2 separate regions of the Homo sapiens genome follow, and region 2 is linked to region 1. The links are chromatin loops, found by intact Hi-C in ENCODE. Cell type or tissue: MCF 10A. All regions are shown on one strand.

Region 1 (4,000 bases):
TGTGGTCCAAGTAAATTTTTACCAGTGAAATGTGAATGGAAGTAATGAATACCATTATATTAGTTATCTCTTGCTATACAAATGATAGCCTAAAATAACAATAAACATTTCATACAGTTTCTATGGAGTTGCAAATTCAGAATTGGCTTTGCTGAATGGTTCTAGATCACGGTCTTGGTTGTAGTCAAGATGGCAATGGGGCTGCAGTCATCTGAAGGCTTTGCTGGGACTTGAGGTTTCACTTCCAAAATGACTTATTTACATGGCCTTTGGCAGGATACCTCGGGTTTTTTTTTTTTTTCTCCACATGCATCTCCTGAAAAGACTACCTGAGTGTCTTCATAACATGACAGCTGTCTTTGCCCATAGCAAGTGACCCAAGAGAGGAAGGCAGAAGCTGCAGTATCTTTTGTGACCTGGCCTCAAAAGTTGTATGTGGTCATTGCCACAATATCAGATTGGTTATACAGGTCAGCTCCTTTCAATGTGGGAGAGTACTACAGAAGAAGTGTGGCTACCCAGAGGTGGAATTCACTGGTGGTGGCGGTGCATCTTGGAGGCTGCCTACCACAGTCCTTTAAGAGAGAAGCTAGGCCTTTCTGACATTCTTTTTCTTCTTCTGATTGGAAACTGGATGTGGAACTTCATCCTAGATTGTAGAGATAATGGGACCCTAGGGGTTGCATGGCCACAAGATGGAATGAATGTATATATTTGAATCAGATTCCTCTACTCAAATTACAGGGTCCTGGACATCCTCTAGATAATAGTGGTCTTATGACATTGCCTCTTGATGTAGTAGCCAGATGGATTTTTGAATGGCCTCCCCTGAGGACAGGAGTTTGTTGTGTTTATAATAGGATGTATGGTATTTGATGTTGGCAGACAATTCTCCATGAACATTTTCACATTTCTTTATGATTCATATCTTTAAAGCAAGGGATAATGTCTGAATAGCAAGGGACTTGAAAGCTGGAAATTTAGAGATTTGTCTCCTGTCGAGACATTTGCTTACATTCCAAAATAATAAAGATAAAGATCTTCCCCTTCTTTCCTGAAGAGGATTTGTTTACATTTCAGAATAAAACATACCCTCTCTTTTTCTCTCTGGAAATGAAAATAGGCATATATACAGCAGTCCCTATATAAGCTCTGAACCTCATAAGTTTAGAATTCCTCTCCTTGGATGCATTTCTGTTACATGCACAAGTAATATCTCACTCTCAATCATGTTGGCCCATGGAGACTGGAGCTGGGGAAATTGTTCCAGAAAGCGTCTTTCTTTCCGGAAAGAAGCTGCTCTGGCTGTTTTTGCTGTAAATAATAACTTATTTGTCTTATCCAAAAAACATTTTTTCTCCTGTCAAGATAGCTAAATCTATATGTCTATAAAACTGTGGCAGGCTAACTTATTGGCTTGCAAGCAGGATAAGATCTCTGACCTTTGACAGTTTCTGACTTAACAATTATGAACATTATGCCAATAAATTAGACAACTCAGATCAAATGAACAAATTCCTTCAAAGACACAGACCACCAAACTCATTAAAGAAGAAATAAACTGAATAGCCCTATGTCTATTAAAGACATAGAATTTGTAGTGAACAACTTTACTACAATGAAAACTTCAGTTCCAGCTGGTTTCATTGGTGAATTCCAACAAACATTTAAGGAAGAAATAATACCAATTCCCCACAAACTCTTCCAGAAAACTGAAAATGGGGGATACTTCCTAATTCATTCTATGAGGCCAAAAGTACTCTTATAGTCAAACAAAGAAAAATATTTAATTTTTGTTTGTGTATATGAGTACTTTGGGTATTAATACCTTTTTGTTGTTGTTGTTGTTTAGGAATAAGAGTACTTTTTGGCCTTACAGAATAAATTAGGAAGCCTCTTTGGGAGGTTAACGTGGGTAGATGGCTTGAGTCCCAGAATTTGAGACCAGCCTGGGCAACACGACAAAATCCCATCTCTACAAAAAACACAAAAAAATTGGGCGTGGTGGCATGCGCACGTAGGCTGACAATGGAAAGATCACCCAAGCTCGGGAGGTCGAGTTGCAGTGAGCTGAGCCATGATTGTGCAACTGCCCTCCGGGTGACAGAGTGAGACCGTGTCTTAATTAAAAAGACAAAAAAAAAAAAGATATTACAAGGAAATAAAACTACAGATCACTATTTCTTATAATCATATATAGCAATTGTTAAACAAAACTTTTTTTTTTTGCAAATCTAATAAAAACTATGTAAAAAAGATAATACAGAATGACTAGGTGAGGTTTATTCCAGGAATGCAAGATTGAGTAAACATTTGAAAAACAATTGATGTAATTTACCACATTAACAAACTAAAAAGAAAAATTACATGATTCATCTAAATAGGCACAGAAAAATATAGGAGATAACACTGGGTTACATAATACTTTCTTGGATATGACACCAAAATCACCATTCATTAACATAAATTGATAAATTGGACTTCATCAAAATTAACAACTTTTGCTCTGCAGAGGAAGCTGCTTGGAAAATGAAAGACATGAATTGGTAGACAACATTTTCAAATCATGTATTTGATACATGACTCTTGGCCAGAATATATAAAAATCTTTCAAAACTTAACAGTAAAAAAACAATTCCCAGAAATGAGCAAAAACATTTGAAAAGACACTTCACTAAAGAAGATATTCAAATGGCCAATAAGCACATGAAAAATGCTCAACATCATTAGTAATAAGGGATGTGCAAATTAAATTCACAATGTGATTCCATTACACACCTACTGGAATGGCTAAAATTTAAAAAGACTGATTTTGGCAAAGATGTTTAGGAAACGGAACTCATATACACTGTTGATGGGAATATAACATGGTATAACCACTTTTGACAGCAGTTTGACAGTTTCTTAAGAAGCTGAACATACATCCTTCATGTGATCCAACAATTTCATTTCTAGCTATTCACTCAAGAGAAATAGCCAAGCACAGTGGTGCAAGCCTGTAGTCCCAGCTACCTGGGAGGCTGAGGTGGGGGAATCACTTGAGCCATGGAGTTCCACAGTGTCATATGATTGTGCCTGTGAATGGCCACTGCCCTCTAGCCTGGGCAACATAGGGAGACCTCATCTCTTAAAAAAGAAAAGCAAGTGTCCACACAAATACAGGGACACAAATGTTTACAGTAGTGTTATTTGCAATAGATAAGACCTAGAAACCACTCAAATGTCTATTAAAAGGCGAATGGATAAACAAATTATGGAAGATATTGCAGTGGAATGCTTCTCAGTAATACACTTGAGATTACATTTGGTGATATCTCCTTCTAAAGCAGAGGAAGCTACAGGAGATAGTAGATAAAGACCTAGTACAAGACAAATAAACAAAATAAAACATCTTTTCAGAGTAGCTTATGCCCACAGAAGGTTTTGAATAGCCACAGGAGGCTACTCCTGTGGCACAGAGGGAGAATGCCAGTGGAGAGCCATGTAACTGAGACCGGGCCTTTACCATGAAATATACTTCCATTAAAAAATATGTGAAATTGAGGTTTGTTCATTTGGCAGAATTTTCACTACTGTCAGTTTTCTATTTAATTTTATGTGGTGTTATTGGCTTTTCTTTTTTTAAAAAATAATAATCCCATGTTTCTATATTGTGGCCCCTGAGCTTACGTTTAAGAAGTTTGTGGGGAGATTTACCACTTTTTCAGGCGAGGACTTTAAAAGAGCGATACCCATTATCAGAAACTTAAGCCTTCAGTGGTAGAAGTCAGTTGGAAATAAATAATTTTTTTAAGTCACAGTTGACTATTTACTTGAGCTATGGTATTGTAAGTAAATAATCAAATATAACCTGTCTTTTGAATTTTGATTATATAATTAATCACTATTAATCATGCTTCAACTATTCCAATCTTTTTTTTAACTTTTATTTTAGGTTTGGGGGTACATGTAAAGGTTTGTTACATAGGTAAACATGTGTCATGGGGGTTTGTTGTATAGA
Region 2 (4,000 bases), 120 kb before region 1:
CCATGGAACACTACGTAGCCATAAAAAGAAGAAATTGTTCTGTTTCCTGAATTGAGTCCATAGTAATATTTTTCTTACAACTTACTACATAACAGCTGTCATTTTACAGTTAAAGAACCATTAGAATGTTTTAATTAATCATGACTATATGATGTCCTTTGCAACAATATGAATGCAGCTGGAGGCCATTATCCTAAGCGAATTAACGTAGAAAACCAAATACCTCGTGTTCTCACTTGTAAGTGAGAGCTAAACATTGGGTACACACAGACACAAAGATGGAAACAACAGACACTAGGGATTCCAAAAGGGGAGCGAGAGGGAGTAGGGAAAGGGCTAAAAAACTACCTGTCAAGAACTATGTTCATCACTTGGGTGACAGAATCCATATCCCAAACCTTGGCATCAAACAATATACTCATGCAACAAACCTGCACGTGTACCTCCTATATGCAAAATAAAAGAAGAAAGTTGTGTATTCTAAGTAGTTTTAACTTTTACCAAAAACTGCCATACCCAAACACTGCCCTCCTATTTAGATCACTTACGTTTTTTCATAATATGCCATATCTAAAATCTATTTAACAGAGTAATATCAGTAAATTATATAACAGACCAAAACATATTTTAAAATGTAATTACATTAAAAACATTTGCTAACCAATGAATATTTCCTTTAAATTACAATGACCACTGCATACTTTCTTACCTTGAAGAGCCTGAAACCTATGATCATTTGAAGAATTAAGAAATCTATCCACAATTGTAATTCTGTTCTGGAGGAGTTTCTCAATAAGTTCAAGTCCTTCAGGTCCCAGCAGTTCAAATAGCTTATAAAAAGAGAAAAAAGTAACAAACATCAGTTATCTCAAAGTTTAACTTTTTCAAGTTATTAACAACCTATTCAACAGAGGTGTAAAGCCAAACTAATATAGAAATACTCAAAAAATTTAATAAAAATGGTACCTTAAACTAAGAAAAATGACTCTTCACATTGCCAAGAAGCTTTATAAAGGCTTTCTGCAATTACATAATTAAAAAACATTATTCAATTTTTAAAAATTACGATTTGAATATATAACTCCAAATCACAGAATAACAAATTCTTGGTATAACCAAATGAAATTCTAAAATAATTTAATTTGCTCTTCAACATATCATTCTGGTTTTCCCAAATAGAGTCCAGAGTACTATTTTTCTTACAACTACTATACAACAGTGTAATTTTTAGCGTTAAAGAACCATTAGAATGTTTTAATGAATCATGACTTCGTGCCAATTTTTTACATGTATTTTAAATGCTAAATAAGTCTGAAATCTAAAACAAAGTGCTGCAAGTGCTTTACATAACTTTATGAAAATTTCCGAAGCATATCCCACTCTCCTATGCAGAGTAGTTACCAAAGATTAAGTTGATGTCAGAGTTAGAGAACCAGTGTTAGGATTCAGAGTTTCAACCACATAATTGCACAATATAACTATTCTAGGAAGTCTCTAGGTTTCCGCGAGTATGATCTGGGAAGATACATGTATATATTTCTTGTTTAGAAATATAATGCTCTAATTTTGCATATGAAGATGTCATATTAACCAAATTCTAACCATTCTCAGAGAATCCACACAAATAAAACCATAAAATAAAAATTTACTTTGTGTATATGGACATTAAAAGTTTAATAAATATTTTCTTTTTGCTGTTCATTTTACTGAAGTTATGCACACAAAGGGACAACAAAAGAAACAAAATGAATTATTAAGAATAGTCCTGTCCAATCAATTTTAATTCTATTGGCCAGTACTTTTTATTGAACACATTATATGCCAGGTACTATGATAGGCATTTTGCTAATCCTATCAAGCAAATCCTCCTAATACTACTTTCAAATTAAGGTATTATTATTGTTATTTTTGGACTTAAGAAAATAAAGCTTTAGAAAATTTACACAAATTGGCCAAAGTTACAACTAATAGTAGTGTTTTCTAAAATGACATCTATCTGAATCCAAGCCTAAAGAACTCTCCACTGCACTATATTAACACTGTTGAATATTTTCCAGAAAACTGTGACCCTGAAATGAATATGCAATATATTGTAATAAAAAAGATACCAAATTCGGTAATATAAAAGACATTAATTGAAGTTAAGAAACTTGTACAGGGAAACAGCAGAGGAAGCAGTAAAGAAGCAAGATAACAGGAAAATGGTCAAGAAATATGAAAGTAAATATATAACTTGTGACACCCACCCTCCCTCCCCTCAAAAAAAAGATATTAATAATATGTGGCAGAAAGGGTTTAGGACAGACAAGGATAAAGGATGCTGGTAGACAAGACATAATGTCTGTGTTCCCTTACCCTCCATACTTCCGCAAAGAATTATCCATCAACAAAGTATGACATATGGAGTCCTAGAAGTCCCGGACACTTAGGGGGCCCACATGGTCAAAATTATTTTCATGATAATACTTAGCTATTATTTGCCTTTCTCATTCTGGTGACATTTGTACTGATGGTGCAAAAGCAATGGTGGGTAAAACTGCTGGTGCCTTAGCATAAATCAAGCTAATAGTGTCAAATAAATTAGTAATGATTGTATTCTTCACTGTCATACAAGCACAAATACAAACAACAACAACACAAAGCCAACTTCACTTAAGAATGTCCGTAAGTAATGCAATAAAAATTATCAGTTTTGTAAATTTCATATCATGAGTATGTATCTTTTTTAATATTCTGTGTGACAAAAGGGGAAGTATGTATAAAATTACTCCTACTATATATAGAATAAATGTTATGTATAAAAGTATTTTGTAAAAATTTTATAAAAGTATGTATAAAATTGCTAGTGAAGAGGCTTTCTATGTAACATCATTTTGATTTGAAATAAAGGCTAAAAACAAATTGATTATTCAGATTAGGGTATCTGACAAACATTTTCTCAAAAATGAAAGTGAGCCTCCTACACAAAGGAAAACAACTGAATGTATTTGTTGCCAATGCTAAAATGCAAGGTTTCAAGAGAAAATTAGAATTTTGAAAAACTGTATCCACCACTGTAAATTTGACCATTTCCCAATACTTAAGACTTTTCTGATGATACCAGTGATAATATTAATGAATGAATTCTTTTTCTATTATATAATCAAATGCGTCAACATTCAGAAGATTTGCATAACTCACTCAATCAATTATTTTCCAAAAGACTCATATATGATGTTATAAAATTATACATGGGTAAAAAAATCCATTAAAAATGAGACCAATAGATTTTCACAAAACCTAGCATAAAAATTCATTGATATGCCAGATTTTCATTGTAACTAAACTGCAAGAAACTACTGCTTGTCAAGTTTTAATTTAGTATCAAAAAAGAATATTAAAAATTATTTGAAAACGCTTTTAAAATATTATTCTCTTTTCTAACTGTGTATCTATGTGAGCCTGGATTCCCTTTGTAGGCTTAAACCAAAAATATATATCATAGCAGATTGATTACAGAAGCAGGTATGAGAATCTGCTTTCTATTAAACCAGATATTAAAAAGATTGCAAAAATGTAAAATAATGATACTTTTCTTTCTATATTTTACAGTTTTGGAAAATATAGTTAATTTTCATCAAACTGCTAACTTCTATTATTATTGTTATTTTAAAATGAATAAATATATGTAATCATGTGTCACTTAACAACACATATCCTGAGAAATGCACCACTAGGTGATTTTGTGGGAACATCATAGAGTGTAATTACACAAACCTAGATGAGGCAGTATACTACACAGCTAGACTATATGGTGTAGCCTATTTATCTTAGGCTACCAACCTGTACACCATGCTACTATACTGAATACTGGAGTCCACTGACATGCAATGGTAAGTATTGGTGTATCTAACCATATGTAAACACGGACAAGATACAGTAAAAACTACTGTACAAAAGATAAAAAATGGTATAACTGTATACTTGAAAGAGCACTTACTATGAACGGAGCCTGCAGGAT

The links. Peaks named below come from ENCODE experiments on the same cell type or tissue, not always from the same donor. Only the 100,000 strongest peaks of a DNase experiment are listed, where the experiment ranks them.
Region 2: it touches region 1 in a loop (6-fold over the local background); 1 of 110 quality-filtered maps calls a loop at or near these places.

The regions. Positions count from the first base shown.
Region 1 is chr6:100,922,711-100,926,710 of GRCh38, forward strand. The region is part of intron 2 of LOC107984041 (a long non-coding RNA gene); the gene reads left to right. Among named protein-coding and RNA genes, the nearest start is that of ASCC3, 43 kb to the left of the region's middle. In MCF 10A, no CTCF peak of the experiment used is centred here; a DNase peak (open chromatin) is centred at 2,061.
Region 2 is chr6:100,805,051-100,809,050 of GRCh38, forward strand. It overlaps ASCC3 (activating signal cointegrator 1 complex subunit 3), which reads right to left. Exons shown (of 42, transcript NM_006828.4): 5 at 710-830. Among named protein-coding and RNA genes, the nearest start is that of ASCC3, 74 kb to the right of the region's middle. In MCF 10A, no CTCF peak of the experiment used is centred here; no DNase peak of the experiment used is centred here.